4 separate regions of the Mus musculus genome follow, and all the other regions are linked to region 1. The links are chromatin loops, found by intact Hi-C in ENCODE. Cell type or tissue: left cerebral cortex. All regions are shown on one strand. Links, peaks and the distances in the headings refer to the core of each region. The heading gives the core; the rest is flanking DNA.

Region 1 (7,302 bases), core at 1,271-6,270:
CTTTCACCTTGTGGGTCCTGGGGCCTTCACCCTACCAACCAGTTTCCCTTATAAAACCAGGTTTTCCCATGCACTCCTAGCTGGTCTAGAAACAGAAGCAATCCTCCTTCCTCAGTCTCTCCAGCACTGCAATGAGAGGCATGTGTCTACTTGCCCAGACCAACTCCTGTCTTGAGGAACCGTGCAGGCTCCTTATATCACCCTAGTGTGTAGGAGCTCCCCAGTCCTGATGACCTCCAGTGTTGACTGTGTCCAGCATCACTAATTCATGGGGGGGGGGGTTTACTTCAGGATCTAGGGACCAATCTCTCTCAGCTGAACCTGCCTGGCTCTGCAAGCCACACCCCAACCTGGGTGTTGAGATGGCAGGAAGCCTAAAGCAGCAGGTGAGGGCTAGGAAGTCGCAGACAGAGCTCTGGGGCCCTCTGTCACAGGCAGAGAGAGCACACAGGCTTGCCATGTGTTACAAGGACTGCAGCTGACCCAAGCCAGGATGCAGGCCTGGGCAGCCTCCCAGACATGGTGGGCTTCCAAGAACCATTACCCTGAAGCCAAAGGAAGCCACTTGCCTTGGAGACCAGCAGACACCACCTGGAGGTGAGCAACCTCTGGCACCTCCACCTTGAGACAATGATTTCAAGCCAGGAATTTCCAAGCTCAGGCCTCTGAAGGAACACCTGATGCTGGGTGCCCAGGTTCCCCAGTGCAAGACTGACCTAAGACCACTCCTACAAAAAAGGCCAAGGAGGTCCTGAGAGGAGCCTAGGCCACCAGCCTGCCCTGCTCCACCCCTGGGTCCACACATCTGATCCTGGATATCTGTCCACCTTCCTTTCCTGTACGTACCACTCAAAGCAGTGCCCAGCTGGCAAAAACAAGAAGCTGCCAGCCTTTCCTGGGACAGGACCAGAGGCAAGGTCAGTTAGGCAGAGTGTGGCCAGTGCTGGTCCCAAAGATAAGGCCCCTTCTTGGAAGCCGGTAGGTGAAGTTTTCCAAGTTCCGCCAAGCCTAGCAGGCGATAAAGAGTCCCCACGGGCCAACGACGCCAACTACGCGCACGACACCGCAGGGACCTGCGCAAGCACTGGCCGGCTACCCCCCCCACCCCCTTCACCATTATTTTTGGCCCCACCGGTTCCCTCTAGCTGCGTAAACAAACTAGCCACCCGCCTGGCAACGCCCGCCAAAGAAGCCAGGCGCGACTTGCGCCAGGACCTGGCCCAAAGAGGGGGGCTGGAGGCGCAGTTGGCTGCACGACCTCCTGCTAGGACAGTCCTGCAGGCTGCCCTAACATACAGACCCCACGAGGTGACGCTCAGGGATAGATGGGGTAGATAAGGCAGTAAAAGGAAAGAGATGAAAAAGGAGGAAGGAAATGAGAAGAGAAAACGGTTAGAGGAAAGAGAAGAGCCAGAAAGTAGGAGGAAGGGCTGCCCAAGGAGCTCAAGGCAGCGCCCGCGTCGGCCCCAGGCCCTTGGCACCTACTTCTTGACGTTGGCCTCTCCATTGGGGATCCTGCGCAGCTTTTTCTTCTTGAGGATCTTGACCGCCCTGCGGCATAAGGTCTCGGAGTCCAGCACCTCCTTCACCTTGCCGTACGAGCCCTCCCCGAGCAGGTCCCCCATCAGGTACTTGCCGATGAGCTTGGCGCGTTTGCGGCGCGGCTGGTAGATTACCTCGGTGGAGTCGATGCGGTGGATGAAGGTGTCCATGCCCACCGACATCAGCTCGCCCTCGGAGAAAAGGCCCAACGGCTCGGGGTCCGCCACGTCCATCCTGGCCCACTCTTTGTCCTCGTCCCCTTCGGGAGCGCCAATTCTTTTCAAGTTCGAATTCCCCCCCCCCCACCCGCTTCTTCCAAATGTTCCAAGAAGGGGAAAAAAGGAACGGGGAAAAACAGGAACGACCTCCACAACTCTCCCGGTCCCCACAACCGGGTCCACGTCCGCTTCCTGGGCGCCAATTCTTCACTTTTGATTTTCCCCTTTTCTTCTAGGTGCTCAGGGAGAAAAAAAATGAAAATAAGAATGAAAAAAAAAAAAGCAATGAGCCCCCCCAACCCTCGCGTCCCCCCAATTCGGGTCCCCGGGGACGCTGCTTCCGACGGAGGCGACGGTCCGCCGTCGCGGCGCGCGGGCCGCTAGGTCATGTTCGCCACTTGGGCCCCGCGCTCAGGGGCCCAGGCGGCCGCGTCGAGGCCGGTCCGCGCCGTCCATGTCCGGCCCGCGCCGAAGCCGCGCGCGGCCCCTTAGTTCTACGACTTCTCGGGGCGCAGACTCCACCCGGACGCGGGACACCGGGACACCCGCAAGTCGCGGACACGAAATCCGGACAGGAAATCTTCCGGGGACCGAGGGGGGAAAAAAACCACCCCAGGCGGCGCGTCCCCCTCGCCGCCTAGCCGCCGCGCGACAGGCAGGAGGCCGGAGCGGCGAGGGGGGAATCGAACTCCAGGCAGAAAGATGCTGCCCGCGAGAGACAACTCCACGCCGGCGCCGCCCTCGGCGACTCGCGCCTCACTCGCGGACGCCGTGAGCCGCCTCCCCTTTCCTAGACCGACACGCCGCCGCCATCTTGTTTACCGCCCTGCGCCGCGCCGTCGTCGCACGTCGCAACGGTGGACACGCCCCCTCGCGGAGCCGACGTGCGCGGCAGTTGGCTGTAGCTTTAGGCCCCACCTTTCGGACCCGCCTCAATCGCCAACGAGGATTGGGCTATTTGGATCTAGGTGGGCGCCCGAGCTGACATTGGACAGTTCGGGTTCCATCTGAGAAGGCGTGATCTAAATTCTCATTGGTTGTCTGAGACGCCCGTCAATGGGAGTAAGCAAGCGACTGTAAGGGAGCGGCCGTGGGCTGTGGCTTCAAGCCCCGCCCCTCAGTGGTTGGCCCTGGTGTGTGGGGGCGGGACTTTATTTGCCAGTGGCTGTCGCAGACGCCCGTCAGCAAGCGCGACGGGCCAGCGAAACCTCTGGGCTGGCTGTGGTGACCTCGGAGTTTCGGGCCTCCGGTTAGAGTTCACGCGCGTCAACGTCCTCCGGGGAACGGCCGCGACTGGAGGCATGGGGGAGGGTGGAGAGAGAGGCTCGTGGATCCCTAAAGAGATCCAGCCCAGGCTTGCTCTTAACGGCCTTGGGGGAGGGGTCAAAGGTCAAAAAGTAGCCCAAAGTCGACACTCCCGAACCTGAAGCCTTAATGTAGCGCCTCTGAGATCCATGGCATAGAGAGGAGCGTTTCCTGTGCAAAATAAGAGCAGCTGGGCTGGTGAGATGGCTCAGAGGTTGCGGGCGATTGACGTCAAATCTGACTTCATGAGTTCGATCCCCGTAAGTTCACAAGGTGGCTAGAGTGAAATGCCTCCCTCAGGCTGTCTCTGAACCTAGGGACTCCGTGGTAGGCGCGCGCGCGCACACACACAACACAGAATTTTAAATAACAGTTATCAAAAAAGGTGGCTGGGTAAGACGTCGCCGCTGGCCTCAACTCACCTGCTGCAGTGTTTTTGGGTGGTTAATCTAATTATTTTTATCTGTGCCCTTTTTTAACTGCACGAATAAAAAATAAGGGTTGGAGTATGATTGAGGGACGAGTGCTCACCCTGCCTGACTCCCTCTACACACAAGTTTACGCACAGGCCGGTTACAAGGTCCATAGATCCGTGAGTCTATGGTTCCCTCCGAGGCCACTAGGGGGCGGGGTGTACTGCCAGGAGAGTCCTGGGGGAGGGAGAGACCTAGACTCCAGGAAAGGTGGGAAAAGTGCTTGCTCTACATGTGTTCAGCCTTCAGGACTTAAAAGGAGGAGAGAACTGACTTATGCAAGCACATAAATTAAGAAAAAAGATCAGAGAAACAGACGTGAAGACAGAAATCCAGGGAAAACACAGACTAGACAAACAGAGTCAGGCTGGATGGAGGGACAGGTCAGGGGTGAAGAGCACTGGCTGCTCTCCTGAGCACACAGGTTTGCTGGCCAGCACCCACATCACACAGGGAGACTCTGGAGTTTCACCTCCATTTCATTGCTCTGACATTGCCTTAAACTATGGCAGTGATAAGGAAGTCTCCTCCTCCACCTCCACCCTTCCCCTGACAGACTCCAAGGACAGATCCAGAAAGAGTCAGGGGCAATAGACAACATTCTGTTTCTACCCGATCTGTACCTGAGCTCCCCCAGTGTGACAGCCTCTCATGTCCCCAAGACATTACCCTGAATTCTCTGACGGGAAGAGTTATCACTCTGGTGAGAACTCTGGGTCAGAGATATAGTTAGAAGTATTTAGAGATTTATCATATTTACCTGTGTGTATGTCTGTCACATTCAGGACCCCACTGAGGCCTCAGATACCTTGGAAATGGTGTTGCAAATAGTTGTGACCAGGCATGTGAGAGTGCTGAGAACCAAAACTGTGACTTCCAGTAGAGCAGCTACTTTGTAAATTTGGGAACTCAGTACCACTTCAATAACATGAATTATCCCTGAGAGGCCGCAGATTCCAGACCATAGAAGCACAATGGGAATGGTGCCTGGGGTGGGGGGTGGGGTAGAAGCCACCAGGAGGGAAAACTTCAGACTAAAGATGAAGCCTGCAGCCAGGCTGTTTCCATCCCTGCTGCCACATACGTCACACTTACAGGAGGCTCAGGCGGTGGCAGGAAAGAGTTCACCCTCAACTACGTAGTGAGTTCCAGGCCAGCTTGGGCTACATAGTGCTACCATCTCTGTATTAGTCAGGGTTCCCTAGAGTCACTCAACTTATGGATAGTGTCTATACAGTAAGGGAATTTGTGATGATGACTTACAGTCTGCAGTCCAACTTTCCAACTACAGTCAGCTGTGAATGAAGTCCAAAGATCTAACAGTTGCTCGGTCCCACAGGCCAGTAGATTCCAACAGCTGTGCTGGCAAAGAAGAGGGAGTCTTCCTTCTTCCAATGTCCTTGTAGGTCTCTATCAGAAGGTGTGGCCCAGATTAAAGGTGTGTACCACCCGGCCTGGATCTGGGACTTGTTTTTTCCCAGGCTGACCTTGAACTCGGAGCTCTCCCTGTCTTAGTCTCCTGGGACTCATAGTCACTATGCCTCAAGATCTCCATGCCAAGATCCAGGTCAGAAACTTGTATCTTCCAGCCTCCAGATCAGGATCACAGGTGAGCCTTCCAATTCTGGATTGTAATTCATTCCAGATATAGTCAAGCTGACAACCAGGAATAGCCATTACAACCTCCAAAGAAGCAGAAAACATAAAAATAAAAATATCAAAACTAGGGTTGGTGAGATGGCTCAGTGGGTAAGAGCACTGACTGTTCTTTTAAGGTCCTAAGTTCAAACCCAGCAACCACATGGTGGCTCACAAACACCCATAATGAGATCTGATGCCCACTTCTAGTGTGTCTGAAGACAGCTACAGTGTACTTATGTATAATAATAAATCTTTGAGCCTGAAGGAGCAGAGTGGACTGGATCAAGCAGGGCCAACCAGAGCGAGCAGAGGTCCTAAAATTCAATTCCCAACAACTGCATGAAGGCTCACAACCATTTGTTCAGCTACAGTGTACTCATATACATAAAATAAATCTTTTTTAAAAATATCAAAACTAGGCCAGCAGTAGTCATTTATGTCTTTAATGCCAGCACTTGGGAGACAGAGGCAGAGACATGTGGATCTCTTTGAGTTTGAAGCCAGCCTGGGCTGTAGAGTGCAAGAGTGTCTCAAGAAGAAAAAAAAGGAAAAAACTCTAATAAATGTTTGGATAATTTGAGCCAAAACACCCCACCAGAAACTGTCCAGTGAAAACCTCTAAACTCACTGGGCAGTGGCGGCACATGACTTTAATCCCAGCACTCAGGAGGCAAAGCTCTTAAATTCAAGGCCAGTCTGATCTCCAGAGTGAATTCTAGGACAGCCAGGGCTACACAGAGAGACAAACAAAAACCATGTATGAAAGTCTCAATAAAATATCATATTAAAAATTGAGCCAGGCGTGGTGGCGCACGCCTTTAATCCCAGCACTGGGGAGGCAGAGGCAGGTGGATTTCTGATTTTCGAGGACAGCCTGGTCTACAAAGTGAGCTCCAGGACAGCCAGAGCTATGCAGAGAAACCCTGTCTCGAAAAAAAAAAAAATTGAGCCGGGCATGGTGGCACATGCCTTTAATCCCAGCACTCGGGAGGCAGAGGGAGGCGAATTTCTGAGTTGGAGGCCAGTCTGTTCTACAAAGTGAGTTCCAGAACAGCCAGGGCTACACAGAGAAACCCTGTCTTGAAAAAACAAAAAACAAAAAACAAAAAAACAAAAAAAGGCGGGTGGTGGTGGCACATACTTTTAATTCCAGCACTTTCTCAATACAGAGAAACCCTGTCTCTCGAAAAAAAAAAAATGTGTTCGGGGCTGGAGAGATGGCTCAGTGGTTAAGAACACCGACTGCTCTTCTGAATGTCCTGAGTTCAAATCCCAGCAACCACATGGTGGCTCATAACCATCTGTAATGAGATCTGATGCCCTCTTCTGGTGTATCTGAGGACAGCTACAGTGTACTTACATATAATAATAAATAAATCTTTTTTAAAAAAATTGTGTTCGGTGTTGTCATGAAGCACTCTTTTTTTCCCCTTGCTTTTTCAAGACAGGGTTTCTCTGAGTAGCCCTGGCTGTCCTAGAACTCACTCTGTAGACCAGGCTGGCCTTGAACTCTCAAGAGATCCACCTGTCTCTCCCTACTGAGTGCTGGGATTAAAGGTGTGTACCACCACATCTGGCTATAGTGCACACTTTTAATTCCATCAATGGTGAGGCAGAAGCCGGTGGGTCTCTGTGAATTTAGGGTGACTCACAACTGCCTTTAACTCCAGCTTGAAGTGGGGTGTGGCTCTGACTCCCTCTCCTCACCTCCACCATCAGTTGCCCACACATCATGTGCACTGTCTTTGATGTTCAAGTCCATCAAAACAAAGGGTTTATGGGGCTGGAGAGGAGGCTCAGGGGGTGCAACACCAGCTGCTGGATCCAGGTCCAGTTCAGGGCACCAGCATGATGGTTCACAACCATGCCTCTAGTCCCAGGGGATCGACACCCTCTTGGTTACCTCATAACTGCATGCCAGTGGTGCACACACATGCTAGCCAAAACCATCATAGATATGAAAGAAGATAAATAGGATTTCAACAAGTCAAAATGGTCAGGATACGCTGGGCGGTGGTGGCACATGCCTTTAATCCCAGCACTTGGAAGGCAGAGGCAGGAGGATTTCTGAGTTCAAGGTCAGCCTGGTCTACAGAGTCAGTTCCAGGACAGCCAGGGCTACA
Region 2 (7,302 bases), core at 1-5,000, 160 kb after region 1:
ACCAGGCACGCCCGGCAAAAAAAATTTTTTTTTTTTGGTTTTAGAGACAGGGTTTCTTTGTGTAGACCCGGCTGTCCTGGAACTCCCTTTGTAGACCAGGCTGGCCTTGAACTAAGAAATTCACCTGCCTCTGCCTCTCAAGGACTGGGATTAAAGGCGTGTGCCACCACTGCCAGGCTTTAAATTTCTTTGTAGGTCTAGGGGTACTCTCAGAGGCCAGATTTGAAGGTGCTTAGTTCCCTGGAGCTACAGACAGTTGTGAGCTGCCATGTGAGTGCTGTGAACTAAACCTGGATCCCCTGAAAGAGCAGCCAATGTTCTTAACTGCTGAGCCAGCTCTCTCATTCAGTAGACAGTTTTTCTTTCTTTTTTCAGGTTTATTTCCTTTATGAGTATTTTGCCTGCGTGCCTGTATGTGCATGCAGTGGGCAGTCTGGTGCCTACTGAGATCAAAAGAGGTGTCAAGTTCTCTAGAACTGAAGTTATGGATGGCTGTGAGCCATTCTGTGGGTGCTGGGAATTGAACCCAGGTCCTCTGCAAGAGCAACAAGTGTAGTCAATCACGGGAGCATTTCTCTTTGCTGCTGACTATGGATGTTAACTGACTTTCTGCTTCCTGCGCTGACTTCCCTCATATAAACCACAAGTGTAAATAAATGCTTTCCTCCTCCTCTGCACTGCTTCTGGTTCCTGCCTCCTCCTCCTCTGTACTAATTCTGGTCACTGCCCTTTTCTAAGTTTCTTTCCTGGTTGCTCACGACAGCACTAGAGCCACCAGCAGGTTGAACACTGTCCTGTATCTCAGTCACAAATGAGGACCCTATAGACATGGCCACATTTTTGTTTTCAGAAGTCATGGGTAAGATCTCCAAGACCACCTGCCTACCTCAGGTAAAACTGGACACCAACCAGTTTTACTCTCTAGCATTCCCAAGTGACACATACGTGTGACAAGCTGTTCTCACCTCCCACAGGTAGATGCTCTCTGCAATTCCTGCCAGGACATACAAGCCATTAGGTGCTGTGGTCAGACAGGTGACAGGCCCAGGACACATGATTTTCTGTTGGAGCTGATCCTAGGGACACAGGATACAAGACAAACTATGTGAGTATCAGAACGGAGGCAATGGAAGGTTAAAGTTTTTAGTACAGAGAGCAAGAGTAAGGGGGTTGGGGAGACAGACTGCTCAAGTGAGGGGTTGTCGGTGCGGCTCAGGGTTAGAACCACTGCCTAGAACCTCCCAGTGAAGGGCAGGGTCAGGGCTCAGCAGTAGGGATCCCAGCGGACAAGAAGGAAGCTCTGTGTTCCAGAAACATCAGAACCAGTAACCCCAGGCCTCAGTCAGTCCTGACTATGAAGATCTGCGACTCTTTACGAGGGTAACAAAAGGACGGGCCGTCGGTCTCTGTCTTCCTGCGGCTCCTCAAGATCTCTGATCTGCCATGCTGTCCAAAAGCATGACCTCTAACGGACCCCATTTTCCCTTCTGCATCAAAATTGGCGTCCCTAACACTACAAGCGTGCAAAAGCGGATTCGCCATCGATCTTCATCTGAGCACGCGTGCGTTGGCGCCATCTCCCTAGGAGAAAACCCCTCGGCCTCCGAGTACGCCCTGTCACGCAGCCACCCCAGGGTCGCCGGGACCCCAACCCTGGCGGCGCCCCAGGACTCTCGGCTGCCCCGCGGACGCTGAGGCCCCACACCTTACGCTGCAGCTCCCAGGCGCAGATGTAGTTCTTGCCCTGCTGCGCCGCCAGCAGGTACTCGCCATTGAGTAGCGCCAGGCCTCGCGGCCCCGCTTGGCCGCCTCGGTAGGTGAGCAGGTTGGCGCCCGAATGAAGCTCCCACACCACGCAGCTCCAGAGCTGTGCCGCGGCGTCAGTACACACCACCACTTCCATGGGCGCCGCCATCTTGCTCTGCCAGTCCCGCCCCTGAATCCCATCATCCTTAGAGAGACTGTTAAGATGGCTCCTGGCCGACTAGAACGGCCATAGCGCCTCCTAGAGGCCAAACTGGAAAGTCTACGCATGCGCGGTAGCTTCACCAAGCCGAGGAGGCTGTTGATTGCCTGGTGCTTTACGGGTTCCAGGAGCCCTAACGTGCGCATGCGTAAAAAGTTCGCGGCTCTGGGGCGGAGCTAGCAGCAGGTGAGAGGGCGTAGCCAGACGACCTGCACATGCGTACAAGCCAGTGCGCGAAAGGCGTAATGCTAGACCCAGCCAAGCAGGTTAAAGAACACCAGGAGCTTCTTCGGGGGCGGGGCGGGGCGGGGCGGGGCGGGGCGGGGCAAAACAAAACAAAACAAAACAAAACAAAACAAAACAAAACAAAACAAAACAAAACAAAACAAAACAAAACAAAACAAAACAAAACAAAACAAAACAAAACAAAACAAAACAAAACAAAACAAAACTGGATTCCTGCACATGCGTAGAAGACTGGGGAGTCCCTGGCCGGTCAGCACTGTATTACCTCTGTGTAGTGGAAGGTATTTTTGCTACCTGTTTGCTGGGTTTGTCTTTTTTTTTTCTTTCTTTTGTTTTCTTTTTCTTTCTTTCCTTCTTTTTTTCTTTCTTTCCTTCTTTCTTTTCGAGACAGTGTCTCTTTATGTGCTGGGTGGCCTTGAGCCTCCACCACCGGTGACCGGTTTATTTACTTTCTTTTCTTCTTCTTCTTTTCTTCTTCTTCTTCTTCTTCTTTTCTTCTTCTTTCTTCTTCTTCTTCTTCTTCTTCTTCTTCTTCTTCTTCTTCTTCTTCTTCTTCTTTTCTTCTTCTTCTTCTTCTCCTCCTCCTCCTCCTCCTCCTCCTCCTCCTCCTCCTCCTCCTCCTCCTTCTTCTTCTTCTTCTTCTTCAGATATTTACTTTATTTACATTTCAAATATTGTCCCCTTTCCTGGCTTTCCCTCTGAAACCGGTTTACTTTTTTTTTTTTAAAGATTTATTTATTTATTATATGTAAGTACACTGTAGCTGTTTTCAGACACTCCAGAAGAGGGAGTCAGATTTTGTTACAGATGGTTGTGAGCCACTATATGGTTGCTGGGATTTGAACTCCAGACCTTTGGAAGAGCCGTCGGGTGCTCTTACCCACTGAGCCATCTCACCAGCCCCCGGTTTACTTTTTAAACCTTGTTTTATAGCAAAAATATAAACCACTGATCTTTATACTTTATTTAGACCAAATGAAGTTAGTGACTTACTGCATGTAAAATCAGGCTACATACTCATCAAGGATAATATGTCTGGCTGAGGTGAATTGGTGATTAAACTCTTACCAATCGACCCACGCCCTTTATGGATTTGCCGCTTCTTTGCCCTTTCCTCTTTTGAGCCATAAATTTCAAATTTGTATTCGGTTCACTCCGTGTAGACCCAAAAGGTCAATCTCTAGCCAAGCAACCTTTAGCCTCGGGTCACAGCTGCTGGTCATAGGCCAGGTCTAAAACCAAGTGTCCCCTCCCTCCCTCCCTCCCTCCCTCCCTCCCTCCCTCCCTCCATGTGCTGTTAGTAAAGGAGATTGCAAGCAATTGTGGAATCGCAGCTGGGAATGTGGCTGCCAGAGCGCTGCGCCTGCCGTGGCAGCAGAGCTGGACGCACGGTGGGATGGTGAGCTGGGTCTAAGAGCAGCTATTGGGCCTGTGAAGGGAGCAAGGTTGCATGCTGGGTGCAAGCATTGGACTCAGCGACCCTGCGACCTCAGGCCAGAAAGAGAGGAAACGAGTCCGAGTGAGGCGTGTCACCCAATGTGGCCCCAAGATGGCAGGCTCGAGCTGCGGGGGAACAGGGAGGACACGGTAGGTGGTTCTCAAGAGAAGGCACCACTTTGAGCAAGAAACTCAGGAACAAGGTGCTGTCCAGTGGCACAGACACAGGTCTGGCAGAGGATGGAGCATGTAGAGCTGCATTTGAGAACGTTAGAGGGGACAGTCATGTGCTACTTCATTATGGGAGAGAGGAAATTTATTCCCCAAGGTTTAAGCTCAGGTTGTTCTTAAACACCAGACACTCCTACCTCAGCTGCCTATGAGCTAGGATGAAGCTACTTTTAATGCTAAAGTGTGACTAAGAAGAGAAATGAGAGGTTATCTCAAGCTGCCTCAGTGGGTAAGAGCACTTGCTATTCTTGCAGGATACCTGGGTTCAGTTCCCAGCACCTTCTCCAGGGTGGTTCACAGTCACCTGTAACTCCAGCTCCAGGGATCCAACACCTTTGGCACTCAGAGGGACCTGCATGCCAGTGAATGTACCCCCCCCCCACAGATACATACATATTTAATTTAAAAAACAATGAAACAAGAAACAGATGGCTCAGCCAGGCAGCAGTGGTAGCGCACGCCTTTAATCCCAGCACTTGGGAGGCAGAGGCAGGCGGATTTCTGAGTTCGAGGCCAGCTTGGTCTACAGAGTAAGTTCCAGGACAGCCAGGGCTACACAGAGAAACCCTGTCTTGAAAAAAACAAAAAGAAAGAGAAGGAGAGGAAGGAAGGAAGGAAAGAAGGAAGGAAGGAAGGAAAAGAAAAGAAAAGAAAGAAAGAAAGAAAGAAAGGGCTCAGTAGTGGGGGTAGAAGGAGAAGGAAGGAAGGAAGGAAGGAAGGAAAGAAAGAAAGAAAGAAAGAAAGAAAGAAAGAAAGAAAGGGCTCAGTAGTGGGGGTAGAAGAGTTGGTAGAGGGGGTTGGATTAGCAGCATGAAGCCCTGGATGGGTTTCATCCCCAGTGTCACAGAAAACAAGCATGGGTGCACAGGTGTCATTGCAAACACTTGGGACCAGGAATCTGAGGTCATTTTGGGCTACTTGGTGCCTTTGAAGCTAGTCTGGGTACATGAGACCCCATGTCAGAATTTAAATAGATAATAAGAAATAAAAGAAAGATAGAAGACAATCTATCTTCTTTGGGTCCTCAGCACGGGGGTCAGGTATGTGTGTCAAAGGCCAACTTGGGAGCTTGAACTTGGGTGCAAAGTTCCACTTGTCAGGTCTGAATGGTGGGTGAGCTCCTTGTAGGAATCTAGTCCACTGGTTCCTTGCCTCCCCCCACGCCCCAACAACCTGTGGCTGATGGGTTCATGTGCTTCAGGCCCCAGGTACATCCCTATCTGACCTGAAGCTTTCTCAGCCTCCATTCTAGGGTGCTGGGCAGGGACAGCAGCTGGGGCAGGCTCTCCTGCAGCAGGCCAGCCCTTGAGGCTTGGTCACGTTCCTTCCCTGGGGGTGGGTGGCCAGGCAGACTCTGAGGTTAGAGGTCAGCCCGCCTCCAGCCCAGCCCCTGGAATGAGGATAGTCCAGTTGTGTAGGCTTTAAGAACAAAAGCCACACTTGGGCGTTTGAGACCACCCAGTTGCCAGACCTCTGAAAAAATGGAAGGAACCACCAATGATTGAGGGAGCTGCATCAGGGGAAACTGAGGCACAAACATAATTCCCCATACAGTAGCCCCAATGTTTCCATTCTGTCACTGCCTAACCATCCCCCCATGGATGGCCCATCATCTGGGGACTCCTCGGGGAGAAAGGATGATAGTGGATCCCCCCTCAGGAGGAGGGAGGGAAAGGATGATACTGGAACCTCCCCCCCACCCCCAGGAGGAGGGAGGTCCAATTGACCTCCCTGGAATTTTGTTCTGCCGGTCTGAGTAGTTTCGGATCCCTGGGTGGGATGTGCTACAGGGCTCTGAGGCATCTCAGAGCTGTGCAGCCTCAGGGCCACTCAAGTTCCCTTTCTGATGCTCTTTGGCCAAGGAGAGAAAACAGCAGGACCAACTAAGCCAATTTTCCTGAAAGACTTTAAAAATAAATAAACAAATACAAAAACAGCTGGCCCTTATCCTTCACCCCCAAGTTGGGTGTCAGGGGCAGGTGGATGACATCCTTCCTCAGGAACAGGGTATAAAATGCTGGTTTGAGGGGCTAGTAGGAGCCAGCCAGCAGCTGTTTTCCTCAATTCTGTCAGCAACCTGAGGATGGACTAGCCTGGGCCAGCCTCAGTCAGAGCAGGCAGGATGAGCATCGGGTGGGCCAGGTCTGGGCCTGTCCACTAGGCCGCATCTGCCTTGAGTCATGCAGTCTCCCAAGTCCCCTGTGTAAGGTCACTGCCCGTCAAGGTGTGCCCAGGGACCCTCTCCCTGGTGCCCACTGAGGCACATCACAGCTGGAAGTGGCCAAGCCAGGTGTGGCAGCACACACCTTTGATTCTAGTTCTCTGGAGGCTGAGGGACTCGTGAGCCGGAAGCCAGGAGGCAAGTAGGTGGCCTGGTCTCCTGGAGGTTACCAGGAGCTTTGGTCCCTGGATGATGGGACGTGGTGGCCGTGGGGGTTGGTGGCGAGCCCTGGGGAGTTAGTTGGCTTAAGAGGGCTCCACCTGGTTTTGGGGGGGGCGGGGAGGAGGTGGAGGTGTGAGCGTCACATGTAACTAGCCCAGAGGACAGAGATGGGCTGATGTTGTCTCAGTGTGAGCTGAGGGTAGGGCTAGAAAGGAATGGCTCACAGACAGGAGGCCGACAGGGAAGGCATGCAGGGGAACAGCCTATGCAAAGGTTCTGAGACAGGCCATGCGTGTGGCTCCCGGCTTTAGTTCCAGTTCCCGGGAGGCAGAGGCATTGCCCATCTCTGTGCTTTGAGTTTTGGGCCAGCAAGGCTTTGTAATGAGACCCTGTCCCAAGAGAATACAGTCAGCATAGACTGTATGAAATTCTCAGATAGTAAAGTTGTTTGTTTGGTTTTTGTTCTGTTTTTCTTTTAAGCAAGAAAGGAAACAGTAGCTAGACAGGAACCCCACCCTCTCCATGATCTGAGTTCAGTCCCTGAGACCGATGGGGTGGAAGGGGAAAACCTTGCACACAGCGCCCACCCACCATCCACGGGGCAACCTTGCACCCACCACCCATACAGACATGAAGTGAAAGGAGAAAGCATGCAGCAGGCAGGGCCTCCTCCACACAAACCAGGTGCTTCCTAAGTCTCACCAACTATTCCTGTCCCCAGACATCCATTCCTAGTATGTTCTGTGGGGTCCCCTCCACACACCAACAAAACAAAACAAAATCAAAAAAGCCACTCTTCTTTCACAGAAGTGTCTCAACTCTTTAATATCACTGATTTACAGGGTTACAAGCCCGTTAAATATTTCTGAGGTTTAAATACAATCCACAATAAGGTCATAAAATGTAAACTTTCAGTGTTTCTTTTTAAAAATTTCAAAAATCACACCTTACCCCATTGTTGTCTGAGTTTTCCTGTTAATAGCTGAATTTTCCTGAATATTCCGCACAGCTGTGACCATTGTGGGCCTCAGGCCACAGC
Region 3 (7,302 bases), core at 1,480-6,479, 75 kb after region 1:
GAGCAGAGGTCCTGAGTTCAATTCCAGGCAACTACAAGATGGATCACAACCATTTGTACAGCTTCAGTTTACTCATATACATAAAATAAATAAATACATCTTTAAAAAGTGGGGGGGGGGGGCTGGAGAGATGGCTCAGCAGTTAAGAGCACTGACTGCTCTTCCAGAGGTCCTGAGTTCAAATCCCAGCAACCACATGGTGGTTCACAACCATCCGTAACAAAAATCTGATGCCCTCTTTTGCAGTGTCTGAACACAGCTACAGTGTACACACATATACTAATTAAATAAATCTTTTTTAAAAAGACCATAACAAGACAAAAACAAACTCAACTGAGTTCAAATTGTCTTGGCTGACTCTGCTGGACTATCTGGAAGTGTAGTTAAGGTACACGGGCTCCACTGGAGGAAGCTGACTTCTCCTTCGCACAGGGATGACAGTTGGGTTACTGGTGGGAGCTCATGTCCACCTCCCCTCTCAGCTTGGGGACGCCCTCGCTCCTCTGGTGGTTGTAAGCTTTCCTCCTCTCCCCTGTACATCCCCGAGTCCTGGGTGGGAGTCAATGAAGACACCCCTGTTAGGGCCAAGAGTTCCGAAGTCCCTTGCTCATAGCACATTGTCTAGCTGTGGGTCTCTGTGCCCATCTACTCAAGAAGCGTCTCCAGAGAGGGACACATACAGTGGGCACTGCGTCGCCAGAGAGGGACATGCACAGTGGGCGCTGAGCTCAGGCTTTGCCTGATAGTCTGCATTTTTCATTTCACTTCAGTCAAGACAGGGTCTCTCTGTGCAGCCCTGGCTGTCCTGGAGCTCCTCTGTAGACCAGGCTGGCCTTGAACTTGCAGAGCTCTGCCTCCCAAGTGCTGGGACCAAAGGCCCGTGGCGCCACTGCACCTGGCTTGATTCTCTGTCTTTGTGAACTTCTACCTCAGTCTTCAATTATTTTCATGACTTCCTTCAGCTGCAGTCAAGGATTTATCTGTGCCCAGTTTAGGGTCCTGGAGCTCCTATAGTTACTGCTTTCCGGCCCTGGCCTGTGCTTCAGCTGTCTGTGTCTCTCAGCGCCTGCCTCCCTGCGTAGGGCTGCTGGCCTTCAGAGGAGGAGCTCTATTATCCTGCCTGTTCATGTTTGTATTTGCTCTGCTGCTCTGAGGTGTCCACCAGAGAAGCCAGGAGAAAGTCTTTGTTTTCCAGCCAGCAAGGACCCCTGGGTATTCGGAATCCCAGTGTAGCACTGAGCCTTTCTCAGGAGGAGCTTTTATGCACAAAAGCCATGTTTTGGGTTGACACACTTCACTAGCAAAAAGTTTTTTTGTTTTTTGTTTTTTTTTTTTTGGAGACAGGGTTTCTCTGTGTAGCCCTGGCTGTCCTGGAACTCACTCTGTAGACCAGGCTGGCCTTGAACTCAGAAATCCACCTGCCTCTGCCTCCCAAGTGCTGGGATTAAAGGTGTGTGCCACCGCTGCCTGGCTAGAACTTTTTTTTTTTTAAAGATTTATTTCATGTATGTGGGAACACTGTTGCTATCTTCAGACACACCAGAAGAGAGCATCAGATTTCATTACGGATGGTTGTGAGCCACCATGTGGTTGCTGGGAATTGAACTCAGGACCTCTGGAAGAGCAGTCAGTGCTCTTAACCACTGAGCCATTTCTCCAGCCCTAGCAAGAACATGTATCCAGAGGCAGAACTACAGAGGTCAAAAAGCAAGGTTAGTATATTTAGAGACTTTCCCAGAGCTATGGGCTTTGATGACTAAGGCCTGTGTTTTTGTTTTTTGTTTTTTAAAGATTTATTTATTTATTAATTATATGTAAGTACACTGTAGCTGTCTTCAGACACTCCAGAAGAGGGCGTCAGATCTTGTTACAGATGGCTGTGAGCCACCATGTGGTTGCTGGGATTTGAACTCTGGACCTTCGGAAGAACAGTCGGGTGCTCTTACCCACTGAGCCATCTCACCAGTCCCCGGCCTATGTTTTTGTCTTGGCAGCTGGTGCTGTTTCAGCTGAGTTTTACAGTGTATGGCTCTTCCATCAGCCGTGCTAAGGTCTCGGGGCCTTCACACCGGGATCTAAGCATCTGCTCAGTTATTTGGTTGCTGCCCTCTGTGGATCCTAGGCCAGTGTGGTTGCTGTGGGGTCCCTGGTAGAGAGGCTTCTGCAGTCAGCTGGAGATGGGCTGGGGGACTGGCTGAGAGGGTCCCAGGAAAGGGGCCAGGGAGACCCCAGTCTCACCAGTCACAACAAGGGGCAGGATCCCAGGCACAGAGGAGGTGGGAGGAGGGGCTCCTACATGCAAGGGCTGGAGGACACCCTCAGTGACACTTATCCACATGGCCACTGGGAAGCTCCTAAGGTCCCAAGTACACATACTTAGGCTCTGACTGTTCACTACCACCAATAATGAGAGGGTCATGTCCCCCCTGAAAGTGGAAGTCAGGGGCTCCCCTGCTGGGGGTGGGGGGTGTTCAGCACAGCGCTCACAGAAATCTACCCACTTGGCCTCCAGAATCAAATGCATCGGCCACCACTCCCAGGCCCAGGCAATGCTCTCTTCTCCAAGAAACGTCTTTGCCCATGTCCCCTTCCTTTGCACACTCATGGCTTCTTTGGCCAACTGTAGCAGCCTAAGCCCCTTGGTCTACAGGGTAGATGGTGGGCTCAGTGTACTTGGCAAAAACTTGTCTTTCCCAGTTGGGATCAGCCTAAGTTCTCAGGCAGGAACTGGTGATGATCTGTAGATGAGCTGTCAGACGCACATCAGGACAGAATGGAGGCATCTGGACTTCCAAGGACAGACCTTGCCAGTCTTGGTGGCACACGCCTTTAATCCCAACACTGAGAGGCAGAGGCAGGCCATTCTCTGCGCTGTTGAGACCTGGTCTCTATACCAAATTTCAAGTCAGCACACTCCCCCAAAGAAAAGGAGAGGGCTGGTGAGATGGCTCAGTGGGTAAGAGCACCCGACTGCTTTTCTGAAGGTCCGAAGTTCAAATCCCAGCAACCACATGGTGGCTCATAACCACCCATAATGAGATCTGACTCCCTCTTCTGGAGTGTCTGAAGACAGCTACAGTGTACTTTCATGTAATAAATAAATAAATAAATAAATAAACAAATAAGAAAGAAAGAAAAGGAGAAAGGGGCGTTCCTGTGAACTCCCATTGTATAGTTGGAAGGGTTTAGCCCTGGAATCCCTTTCCCTAGGATTCATTTTCTCACCACCTTCTCAAACTTTTCACGAGTTAGCCCACCATATACACACTTGTTTGTTCATTGTGTGTATGCCCGCACATCGATTGTTTTCATTTTAGATTTTTAGTCGTTTAACTATGTTTATCTGTGTGTCTGCATGTGGGTATAGACCTGTAAGTGTGGCCCTTGGAGGCCAGAGGCATCAGACTCTCTGGAGCTGGAGTTACAAATGGCTGGGGGCCACCTCATGTGGGTGCTTGCATCCGATTTCTCATGTAAAGTGCAGATACACTAATAAAAACTTGTATAAAAAGGGAAATTGAGGCACATGAACCTGGCTGTTCATCACTGGTCTCTTGCTTTCTTTCGAGACAGGGTTTTCTCTGTAGACCTGGCTATAGAGCAGGCTGGCCTCGAACTCACAGATCTGCTTGCCGAGGACGGGGATTAAAGGCGTGGACTACAGCCCGGGAGACGCCTAAGGGAGGGAAATAAAACTGTTATCAGGTCAAGTATCGCGAGATCTTCCCGACGCGCGACACCGCCCCGGTGAAGGCTGGGGCTGCCCAACGCGCAGCCTGTCGTGGAAAGTAGGTTTATTCCGGCGTTCACCTTAGACAGCACGAACCTGGGCGGGGGCCTTCCCAGCCCTTGGCGCAGGCGCACTGCCGGGGGGCGGGGGGCATTTTGTGCGTCCGGCGCAGGCTCCGTGCTGGCAGCTCCACGAGCGCGCGTGCACAGTTGTTTGGGAAGCGCGACAGCATGGACGACGAGGAGGAGACCTACCGGCTGTGGAAGATCCGCAAGACGATCATGCAGGTGATCAAGCGTGAGGAGCTTTATGCGAGCGAGCGTTCAGTTGCGGACTAACTGCGGGTTGTCCGCCGAGGCCCGCCTCCCGCAGGGGCCAATCCTCCTGGATTGGAATGCATCCCCGTTTAAAGTGTGGAGCCCACCCACGCTGGCTTCAACTCTTAGAAATCCTACTGCTTCCACCTCCTAACTCTGCCTCAGGGGAAAAGGCCTGGGTGGGCTCCGTTTCGGGAGAGGGGGCTGCTGCGTGGTCACACTTGGTTTTATGCGAGCTAGGTAGCCGCCCACACGAAAGCTATCAACCATCTGTAACCCCAGTTCCAGGGGATCTGACGCCCTGTCCTGATCTCTGGGGACTCCAGACACACATAGGATGAAAAAACAGTATTTTTAAAAACAGAACAAGCCGGTATGATGGTACACGCCTTTAATCCCAGCACTCTGGAGGCAGAAGCAAGCGAATCTCTTTAAATTAGAAGTCAGCCTCATCTACATAGTGATTTCCAGAATAGACAAAGTCACGCAGAGAAACCCTGTCTTGAAAAAGAAAAAGGGAATAAAAGAAAAAATTCTTGGTTGTTTTGAGTTGAACACATGAGACACCATTATTAGATAAAGAGGTATGCATAGTTTTGACTTATGCTGTGTTGGTGGAGCCCAGGGCCACCTCATGCCTGTTCCTCAGCCCTGATCCTGGATGATGCTCTAGTCTCCCTCATCAGGAACACTCAAGACTGGGGACAGGAAGGTGCCTGTATTCAGAAGGTTGCCTACAGTTGCCAGGGGATTAATCCCAGCCTGCTCCACTGAGGTTGGGGGGAGGAGAGGCTTGGCCGGGCCGCTGTGGTCTGAGCCTATACAGAGTTTGGGTACTGCTGGATCAGTTCAGTGTTAGTCCCCAGCCTCGGCCATTCAGGGTCAGGTCTGCGAGCTAAGTGCTCAGGCTGACTGCCTCTTTGCCTCTTGTCTCTGCAGCTGTGTCATGACCGTGGCTACCTGGTGACCCAGGATGAACTGGACCAGACACTTGAGGAATTCAAGGCGCAGTTTGGGGACAAGCCCAGCGAAGGACGGCCAAGGCGCACAGACCTCACGGTGCTGGTGGCCCACAACGATGACCCCACAGACCAGATGTTTGTGTTCTTCCCAGGTGAGGCCCTTGGGCTGGCAGGAGTGGTCTCCTCCAGGCCCTGGCTCAGGTGCCAGTGAATGCATGTCCCACTCTGGCCTAACGCTGCCTGTAAGATTGTGGCAGCTGCCTGCTTTTGTCCCTGTCTCCCCTGGGAAGCCTCCCTTTTGCTGGTGTCGTTTTCATCCCATAAGCCCCAGAACCAGCTCTCAGCCCTCCACCCCCTGGCTCCTATATGCTGTATTCTATAGCTTCTGCCTGGGAGTCCCAGGGCCAGCTATGCCACCCCCACACCCCCTGTGTGCTGTATTCTACAGCTTCTGCCAGCAGCGCAGGTGTCTTGTGGGAGTGAAGGCTATTGGGGAGCCCAGGACCTCCCTGTGCAGCTACATTCAGTCTCCCCAGACAGCTTGCCTCTTTTAATACCTAATGCTTTGTGGCCCCGGGACCTGGTTTTTAGTGTGAGAATTGGGGGGTGCGGGGATGGGCATGGTAGCATATGCCTGTAAGCCCAGTGTTTGAGAGGCAGAGGCAGGCAGTCGAGGCCAGCCTGGTCTATACAATGACTTCCGGGACAACTATGGAGGGCATTGGTTCTCAGCCTTCCTGATGCTGGGACCCCTTAGTACACTTCACATTGTGACCTCCAACCATAAAATCTTCATTGCTAATTCATAACTAATTTTGCTACTATTATGAGTCATAATGTAAATATACCTGTGTTTATCCAGCAATTTGCAAACTAGGTGGCCTGGGTCTGCTCCTGCGCTCTGCCTGAGGAGACAAGGCTAGCCTCATGTAGACACAGGGTCCATCTCTTGGTCAGTCAGTTTCTCCTTGAGGCTGTCTAAGCTGACAGTACCATATCCCCCAAACCCCAGAGCTGCTGAGAGCCCCCACCCCCGTTCCAGGGGGGCCGCAGTTCCTGCATACCCTGCAGCTTCTGCAGTGATAGCTGAGCCCCCTGGCAGCCCCATCATGGCTGCCTTGATGTTCTAGTCTTCCCTTGCAAGCAGAGAAACTAAGACCACAGGCTCCAGTAGTGAGTGTGAGGGTGGTGCTTGTGTGCCCGCAGAGGAGCCCAAGGTGGGCATCAAGACCATCAAGGTATACTGCCAGCGCATGCAGGAGGAAAACATCACACGGGCGCTGATTGTGGTGCAGCAGGGCATGACGCCCTCCGCCAAGCAGTCCCTGGTGGACATGGCCCCGAAGTATGTGCTGGAACAGTTTCTACAGCAGGAGCTGCTCATCAATATCACAGAGCACGAGGTGTGTGTGGTGGGGTGGGGCGTAGTGCTGCCTGCATCCAGGACACGGGCCGGGGCGGGGTGCTTCCCCGGTTTTGGCCCTGAGCATCCAACTTGGTGATATTAATAGCCTGGTTTTGTCCTCTGTCCCAGCCCCATGACAATACCCATTAGTCTGTTGGTCTGTTGAAGTTCCTGATGGCCGCGTGCCTGTGGGTGGGTCTCTGTCTCCACAGCTAGTCCCTGAGCACGTGGTCATGACAAAGGAGGAGGTGACTGAACTGCTGGCTCGATAGTATCCTTTACTCTGTCCCCACACCCCCCTCACCCCAGCGCTGCCCGCCAGCTGCTTCCTTGACTGTTCTAGCAAGCTTCGTGAGAGCCAGCTACCCAGAATCCAGGCCGGGGACCCAGTGGCACGGTACTTTGGGATCAAGCGAGGGCAGGTGAGAAGCCACAGTGGTTGTTCCCCTCCTAGGCCCTTTGGGAATTATTGGATCTCCCTGGTTCCTCCATCTCCTCCCTGTCTCTGAGGCCAAGACCACCATTGCCATAGGCCAGTGGTCCCAAGGCCCTGCCACCACCACTCCCTCGCCTGCCTGCTCCCACAGGTCGTGAAGATCATCCGCCCCAGTGAGACGGCTGGCCGCTACATCACCTACCGCCTGGTGCAGTAGCCGCAGGTGAGCCCAGCACTGCCCAGATGAGCCTGCTACTTGTCCTTGACCCGGTAGAGGGTCAGAGCTGCACCCACAAAAATAAAATGTAACGGGAGGGTAGGCTTGAATCCTAATGCCCAGGGGCAAAGGCAGGCAGATGTCTGTGAGTTCCAGACCAGCCAGGGCTACATAGTAAGCCTCAGAAAGCAAGCAAACAAACAAACCCAAAACAACCCATACTCTTGCCAGGGGA
Region 4 (7,302 bases), core at 1,251-6,250, 60 kb after region 1:
CTGCAGTCACACCACCTGGTGAGGGGGAAGCCACAAGGAGGGCGGATCTGGGCGCCCAGTGTCCCAGGGCCTTGTGGGCTGTGAAAGCACAGGCTGTGAGCTGACCAGCAGTCCCCTGGTATAGGAACCAGCGCTGCAGACTGACACAGGAGGGCAAGTGCTGCGCCCAGGGCCTGCGCCTCCGCCACCACTACATGCTGTGTGGGGCGCTGCTGCGTGTGTGGGGCCGCATCGCCGCTGTCATGGCGGATGTCAGCAGTAGCAGCTACCTACAGATTGTGCGCCTTAAGACCAAGGACAAGAAGAAGCAAGTGGGTGAGTAGAGCAGTGGGTGTGGGGTCCCTGGAGAAAGGGTTCCCTAGTATGGTCCCCAGGCGGGCCTGACTGTATGTCCGCGCCACCACAGGCATCAAGATCCCCGAGGGATGCGTTCACCGCGTACTGCAGGAACTGCAGCTGATGGATGCAGAAGTGAAGCGCCGCAGCACCCATGGGTTGGCAGCGCGCCCACCCACTCCACGTGCGATTACGCTTCCTTGCGGTCCGGGTGAGGTGCTGGACTTGACCTACAGTCCCCCAGCTGAGGCTTTCCCAACACCTCCGCGCTTCGCCTTCCCTTCGCTGCCGCCCCCAGACCCCAGCTCTCTGATGCTGGGTGCTAGAGACCCTGCTACCAACCCTGTGGAGCTGGCACACCAGAGCTGCGACATCAATTTCAGGGAAGTGTTGGAAGACATGCTCCGCTCTTTGCGCGCGGGACCCACCGAAACCCCTGCACCTCTGGTGGGCGTGGGTGGCGGGGGCACAGAGCGACAGAGCGTCATCCACTTCAGCCCACCCTTCCCAAACTCTTAGGCTGCTACTTCAGCCTCTGGATTACAACTGTACTGGGCAGCAAGGCCTATGGGCTCCTCTGCAAGCAGAGGCTCCCATGACTACTGAGGTGCCTGGCCACAGTGCCTTCCCAGCCAGTGGGGAGTGGGGCCTCTCTGTGCCTCACCTGCTACAGCTGCGCAGCCTAGAAGCCGTGGGGCTTGGTTGTCCCAGAGAGCTGGTAACTCAGGAAATCGGTGCTCGGGCCCCGCTGGCTATGGGGGCTCCACGGGGCAGACCCCGTTAATATATGCAATCCCCTGCTCCCTAAATTATTGTCACCCGCCTCTCCCCAGCCCCGGAGTCTGTGGGCAGCCGGCGGGCCCTGGTTTCTATGTATTTATAATGAACTCGTGTACATATGTAAAGATCTTTTTTAAAATATATGTGCCTTTTGCTTACTTTGTGCTGTGGCCTACAGGTCAGTGGAAGGGGGGATCTAAGGATCACAGAGCTGAGGCTGCAACCCCTGCAGAGGGGTTGGGGAAGGGCAGGTCTTCAATAAGTCAGTGGAAGACCAGAGGAAGGCAGCCTAGGATACTTAGCCCATAGTCCTAAGATCACTTAAGACTGGAAGCACAAAGCTCACAGTTCCACGGGGAGTGAAAAGGCCAATAGTCCAGAAGGGCAGGGGACATTCTCAAAGCTGAATGATACCACTCTACCTACTCACCGTAGGTAGTCACCCCACAATCCCCCCAGAGAACATGGGATGTGGCAAACTCAGCTCTGCGGCAACCTTGGCTCAGCATCCCAGACCTCAGGCCTCCTAGCAGGTTACCACCATCCTTAAACAGCCCTGTCCACATCCTGGTCCTTCCAGCTGGCCTGGGCAGAGCCTTGGGTTCAGCAGGGACCTTTGAGCAGCCGACCCAGACCTGTACCTGCAGAGTCCTGGAGCACAGGCATTGCCTTCTGATCCCCACTGCTCAGTTTCTGACCCAAAGACACACAGCAGCACATTTCTACATTTTATTCCCACAAGGCAGCCAGGGTGAAGCTCGAGCCCAGGGCCACAGGCCTCTGGACCTTCCTCCGGCAGGGATGCACGCCAGGTCCTCAGGACTGCCCCACCAGCAGGCTGGTTTTCAGGCAGACCTTCATGAGTGCCGGGGTGGAAGGCTCCAGGGGTCACAGGGCAGGGGGGCTCGGTGTAGGGGCACACACTTGTAGGGCTAGCTAGAGATAGCACGGCAGGTCCTTCTCTATCACCTGTAGGGAGATAACTCGTTCAGACGTGCCCCTCAGCAACTGCACACAGCCCTGGCTCGGGCTGCTTTGGCAAAGGTAATAATTACCTGGGGCTCCTCCATGGGACCATAGCGCTTCACCACGCAGCCGTTCTTATCAATGAGAAACTGTAAGACAGAGGAACATGTGTTGACAGTTGAGCACCAGCGTGGAGGAGGGAGGGGAGCTGGGACACATTCCCACACTGTATGCCACTTACCTTGGTAAAGTTCCATTTGATGGCACTGGGAGGGGAGGGGGAAGGAGAAAAAAAGAATGTTTACAAGTGGTACCTGCCAGGGCATGGTGGTACACAACTTTAATCCCAGCATTTAGAAAACAGGCAAGTGGATATGAGAGTTCTAAGCCAGCCTGGTTGGACATAGTCTGTTCCAGGCCAGCCAGGGAAACTGAAGCTGTAGCTCCCTTGGTGGTTAGAGGAATGCACTGCTCTTCTGGGGAATGGGCTACACTCCCAGCACCGAAAGTCTGTTAACTCCAATTCCCAGGACTCACAGGCTGTCTTCCGGCCTTGGAGGGCTTCAAGCATGCATGCATGCATGACACAGACTTGCATGCACACAAAACGCATACACAAAATGAAAATAATCTGGCGTGGTAGGGGCAGACAGGCCAAAGACTGTGAGCACTGGCTGTCCTTAAAGAGCACTCAAACTCAGCCCCCAGGCCCCACTTGGTGGCTACCAACCCACCAACCCCAGCTTTGGCAAATTCCATGCCCTCTTCTAGTCTCTGCAGACACTGTACCTACGTGGTACACATAAATACACTCAGACAAAACACCCATACACATAAAATACAACTAAAGTCATCTTTGAGGCTCAGCCAGGTGGTGCACACCTTTAATCCCAGCACTTTAGCAGGGCAGGCAGATCTCTGAGTTCTGACCCAAACTAGAGCTACACAATGAAACACACACACCCCCCCCCAAAAAAAACAAGGAAAAAAAAAAAACCTAAAAATTTGGCACCTGCTCCCCACCCAGGTCCAGAGCCATCTGTCCCCTCCCTCCCCCAGGGCCACTCACTTTCCCAGCATGCCCCTGCCCTTGGGCTGGACTTTCATCCATTTCCACAGTGGGTGGGCATCGTCCCCATTTACACAGATCTTGCTGTACATGTCAAACTTGACGTTGTAGCCGGCTGCAAACTCCTTGATTTCTTGATTACTTCCTGGCTCCTGCAGGAAGCAACATTTACTTGGAAGATACACTACACTGTACACTGAGACACACACACACACTGACACAGCCCCCCACCCCCACCCCGTATGAGGGGCATTGCCTGGGGAACAGCCACACACCTGCCTCCCAAACTGGTTGCAGGGGAAGGCCAGGATTCGTAAACCACACTCAGCATATCGGGCATGCAGATCGACTAGCTGAGTGTAGTTTACGTCAGTTTTGCCTCATTGCGAGGCCACGTTGGTGACGATGCACACGAAACCCCTGGGAGAGAGAAAGAGTGGGAATGAAGCCAGTCAGGAAATCCCCATTTTCAGACCAGCCATGCACACCGCCCATATGACTAGAAACCCACCTGTACTTATCCAGGCAGACCATGTGCCCGTCGATGTCCTTGGCTGAGAATTCGTGCATGGAGCGCGCACAGCGCCAATCATCGCGGGATGCACACTGTAAAACAGGAAAACTGAGTGTCCTAACCCAGGTCCCCTAGGGGAGAAGAATCCGGTGCCAAAGAAAGAAAGTCCTGGGGCACTAGGTGGAGGAGTCTCAAGGTTCCTTCCATTAAGTACGCCCCTTTCAGGTCGTCCTGATAAGATCTGTGGACACCCCTAGAATATGCTACCAGGGAAGAGGACGGCAGGGGTATCCCTGGCCGCACACCAAGCCCAGGAACTCGGAGCTGTTGCAGTACTGGGGAGGCTCTTGCAGCAGAGGCCCCGGGTTGAAAGGTTCAGGAATGGGCTCCATCCGGCGAGGGCGCGCCCTCCTGCGGCGGCGCGCGCGCGCTTTCCTTCGCCGAGGGCCCGGGCGTTTCCTAGGACTTTGGCGTCCAGGTCCACGGCGTCGCCGGCCTCTCGGGGATCCGCCGCGCTGTCTGCAGCGTCCCCGCTTGCGGGCGGCCGCGCGGCCCATGCCCGCCGGTCTGTGCGTCCCAAGCACAGCGCGGGGACAAAGAGCCGGTAGCCAAGGCGCCGCCGACTGTGACGCACCAGGCCGGGCAGGGCGCGTGACCAGGTCAGAGCCCGCTATGGTGACCCCGACACCGGTTCTCACCGCCCAAGGACCTCCCGCGCCGAGGCCTAGCCTTGTTCAACCCCGGAGATGCCTATCAGGCTCCGCTTTCCCACCTGGGTGCCCCCTTCTCTAGCTAACCGATCCCACGACCCCTGATCTCCACCCTGGATACGGTGACCCGACTCCGAACCCCGCCCCCACCCGCGATCCTCCAAGTTCCCAGTAGCCCACCATGGTGCCTGCCAGACCAGGCGCAGCCAGAGCCCCGCACAGCAGTGCTGGCTTAAGTAAGCGGCTCAGACGGCCCCAGCTCATCTCGGCGGCCGGAGCCAGCGGCTCCTCCCCTCACGCAGCCGACCAATGGACGCGCGAGGCCGAGTATGGCTTGCCCGCCCTCGGGCACGCCCACTGACGTCTCTTATTGGTCAGATGCGCCTGCGCTAAGACGCGAGGCCCCTGCAGCCAATGGGAAGCCTGAATGAAGGGACGGCTTGGGCGGGGCTGGGCTTACGAGTTTGTTGTTATCAGCAACTGCGCATGCCCAGTGATAGGGACGCGGGAGAAACGGGAGCCGCGTTCTCGCGGACGACGCGTTGGAGGGCTGTGGACAGTTATCCGCGAGGTTGCCTGCAGCGGAGCAGGGTGCCAGGGCGCTTTGGGGAACCTCTGGGAATAGAAAGCGTGTCAAAGTCATCCCCTTAAAGAGCCCCTTTGAAAGTACAGGAGTCTCCTTTTTCTACTGGAAACAGAATCTCATGTAACCCAGGCTAGCCTTGGACTGTTTATATAGCAGAGGATGACCTTGAACCCCTGGACCGCCAGCCTCAGCCTACTGAGTGCTGGGATCTCGGTGTCGGCCAATCCCCACATCCCTTCCATTTCTATTTTCTTTATCAGAGGTTGCCTCCTGTAGCTCAGGCTAACCTAAACTATGGAATGGCAAAAGTGTGCTGCCATGAGGTGTAGGGATGGAACCCAGAACCTGCAGCATGCAAGTGAGGGCTCTCAACCCATTGAGTCCCGAACCCCAGATGTAGCTTCTCCCCCCCCCCTCGACCCCCAATTTTACAGTTCAGCCGGTCTTAGAACTCAGCAATCCTGCCTTAGACTCCTAGGTACTAGGGTGATAGATAGGTCAATGACACCAGGCCCTATCTTGTCACCTGTAGATATTGATTCCTGTGAAGTTGATTTGAGGGGGTGATAAGAGGGCTTGGTGAGAAAGCCATTGCCATGAAAACACAGGACTATGTCCCAATCGAAGCACCCACGCAATCTGGTGCACAAGGATGCTCTTGTAATTCCAGAACCTGCGATTCCGAGGCTGGAGCATCCCTGCAGCTAAGTCAGGTCACCCAAGTACTCGTGGTCAGAGAGAGAACCTGCCTCAAAACCAAGATGGAGATGGGCCTAGTGGTCACACTCTTAGCCCCAGCCCTTGGAGCCTAGAGGGCAGCCTGGTCTGGTAAGCAAGTTCCAGGTCAGCCAAGGCTACAGTGAACCCTGTGTCAGGAAAGCAAGGTGGCAAGAGACATATAAATAGTTACTATTGTCCTCAGAGGTCCCTGCCTACATCAAAGAAGCCACAGGTCTTAGGGGCCTAAGTGAGAAGCTGAAGGCCCAACAGTTCCTCCTGCAACTTCACCTATGGCCTTGTCCAGCCCCCACAGCTCTCAGCCCAGCACTGGGCCCTTTGCCCTCCCCGTGTCACAGGAGTGACTCAGGACATTCCTCAGCTCAGCTGCCTGTCCACGCCCTCGCCTGGACTCTAATCCCTTCAATCCTCTTTTTCTGAACCCTGGAGTAAGCCATCCGCGAGACAGGAGCCCTCCCGGGGATCTGGGTCCAAGGGAGCTCACGCCCCACGGGCAGACACCCCCCCCCCCAAGGTTAAGATGATCTGGGGTGTCAGATACATTCTTGCCCAATCCTGTCCTGTAAGTTCTCAGTTGCCCTGAGGGCCCCCCCCCCCCCCCCGCCTCAGGAAGTCAGCTGTTTCCTCCCAGCCCCCAAGCTGGGGTGACACTGAGAGTCACTGAAGACCTCTAAGGGACTTGCACTTGAGCTTTAGCTTAAGTTGTAAATACACAACACACCCTCACAGGGCGTCTCAAAGGCCCGTACTTCTGGACGAGGGGCTGGGGCTGAAGGGCTGGGGCTGAAGGCGGCCACTCAGGAACCCAGCCCCAGGCTCTGGGAGGGATCTGCATATGGAGTGCCTTCCTCTCCCAAGTGACCCCAACTTCACCCTAATTCAGCCAGTTGGGAAATGAAGATCTGGGCTTCTGCGAAAAGCTACTTGGCAGTTCCTGAGAAGCTACCAGCTTCTGGACAGAGCCTGACTTTTACCTCATTGTTATTTTGGAGACAGGGTCTCACGTAGCCCAGGCTGGCCTGAAACTCACTTTGTAGCCAAGGATGACCTTGAACTCCTGATCCCCCTACTTCACCCTCCTGAGTGCCTGCCGGGATGACAAGTTTGTTTGTTTATCGGGTGCTGGGTGTGGACCCCAGGTTTTACACATACCAAGTGAGGCCTTAAGCCCCAGCCTTTGTTTCTAATTTCCTTTGTTTTCTGAGACCAGGTCTCCAATTTCCCCAGGCTCCTCGGAGCTTCTCGCCTCTTGCTCCCCAAGCACTGGAAAGACAGAGCCATTGCCACCAACAGGGGACCCTGGGAATGAGAAGCCGCGGTCGTGGACAACCTGCTAGAAGGACTTAAGAAAGATTAAGTTATGCAAAGTGGAATTTAACTAAGGGAGTGCTCCGGGTAGAGCAGCCACCTAGGGACAGTAGGCCGGGCCGCTAAACGGAGGACAGAGAATAGCCTTCAGGTTTGTTATTAAGATTAGCCAGTTAAGGGGGGGGGGATTAAAAAAAAAAAAAAGAAAAAGAAAAAAAGATTAGCCAGTTAAGCTTCATCCCCATAACAAAAGGAGACTGACTCCGGGCTCACAGCTGGCCTGTAACCGGGTCCC

What was found. A loop is a pair of places that touch in the nucleus more often than their neighbours do. Peaks named below come from ENCODE experiments on the same cell type or tissue, not always from the same donor. Only the 100,000 strongest peaks of a DNase experiment are listed, where the experiment ranks them.
Region 2: a loop joins it to region 1, with 10 times the contacts of the local background. A loop is called at or near these places in 2 of 42 quality-filtered maps.
Region 3: a loop joins it to region 1, with 4 times the contacts of the local background. A loop is called at or near these places in 11 of 42 quality-filtered maps.
Region 4: it touches region 1 in a loop (8-fold over the local background); 17 of 42 quality-filtered maps call a loop at or near these places.

Annotation. Positions count from the first base shown.
Region 1 is chr10:80,111,091-80,118,392 of GRCm38, reverse strand. It overlaps Stk11 (serine/threonine kinase 11), which reads right to left and starts at 2,598. Exons shown (of 10, transcript NM_011492.5): 1 at 1,486-2,598. The coding sequence starts at 1,775. In left cerebral cortex, for the core only: CTCF peaks have their summits at 2,644 and 3,688 (motif pointing right); DNase peaks (open chromatin) are centred at 1,507, 2,764 and 3,671; H3K4me3 peaks cover 2,161 bases; H3K27ac peaks cover 1,966 bases.
Region 2 is chr10:79,954,776-79,962,077 of GRCm38, reverse strand. It overlaps Wdr18 (WD repeat domain 18), which reads right to left and starts at 1,926. Exons shown (of 10, transcript NM_175450.4): 1 at 1,706-1,926; 2 at 966-1,076. The coding sequence starts at 1,915. It overlaps Arid3a (AT rich interactive domain 3A (BRIGHT-like)), which reads right to left. Exons shown (of 9, transcript NM_001288625.1): 9 at 7,060-7,302. In left cerebral cortex, for the core only: CTCF peaks have their summits at 2,005 (motif pointing left), 2,998 (motif pointing right) and 3,756 (motif pointing right); DNase peaks (open chromatin) are centred at 2,063, 2,448 and 3,759; H3K4me3 peaks cover 1,457 bases; H3K27ac peaks cover 500 bases.
Region 3 is chr10:80,036,298-80,043,599 of GRCm38, reverse strand. Polr2e (polymerase (RNA) II (DNA directed) polypeptide E) reads left to right here and starts at 3,941. Exons shown (of 7, transcript NM_025554.2): 1 at 3,941-4,017; 2 at 4,987-5,161; 3 at 6,216-6,412; 4 at 6,627-6,685; 5 at 6,758-6,836; 6 at 7,002-7,073; 7 at 7,299-7,302. The coding sequence starts at 3,961. The coding sequence ends at 7,067. In left cerebral cortex, for the core only: a CTCF peak has its summit at 3,684; DNase peaks (open chromatin) are centred at 3,779 and 5,462; H3K4me3 peaks cover 2,054 bases; H3K27ac peaks cover 1,047 bases.
Region 4 is chr10:80,050,969-80,058,270 of GRCm38, reverse strand. Gpx4 (glutathione peroxidase 4) reads right to left here and starts at 4,706. Exons shown (of 7, transcript NM_008162.4): 1 at 4,556-4,706; 2 at 3,663-3,757; 3 at 3,427-3,571; 4 at 3,152-3,303; 5 at 2,324-2,348; 6 at 2,172-2,231; 7 at 1,832-2,085. The coding sequence starts at 4,639. The coding sequence ends at 2,053. It overlaps Sbno2 (strawberry notch 2), which reads left to right. Exons shown (of 32, transcript NM_183426.2): 30 at 1-18; 31 at 125-315; 32 at 407-1,279. The coding sequence ends at 855. In left cerebral cortex, for the core only: a CTCF peak has its summit at 4,067; DNase peaks (open chromatin) are centred at 3,642, 4,096 and 4,754; H3K4me3 peaks cover 2,890 bases; H3K27ac peaks cover 1,592 bases.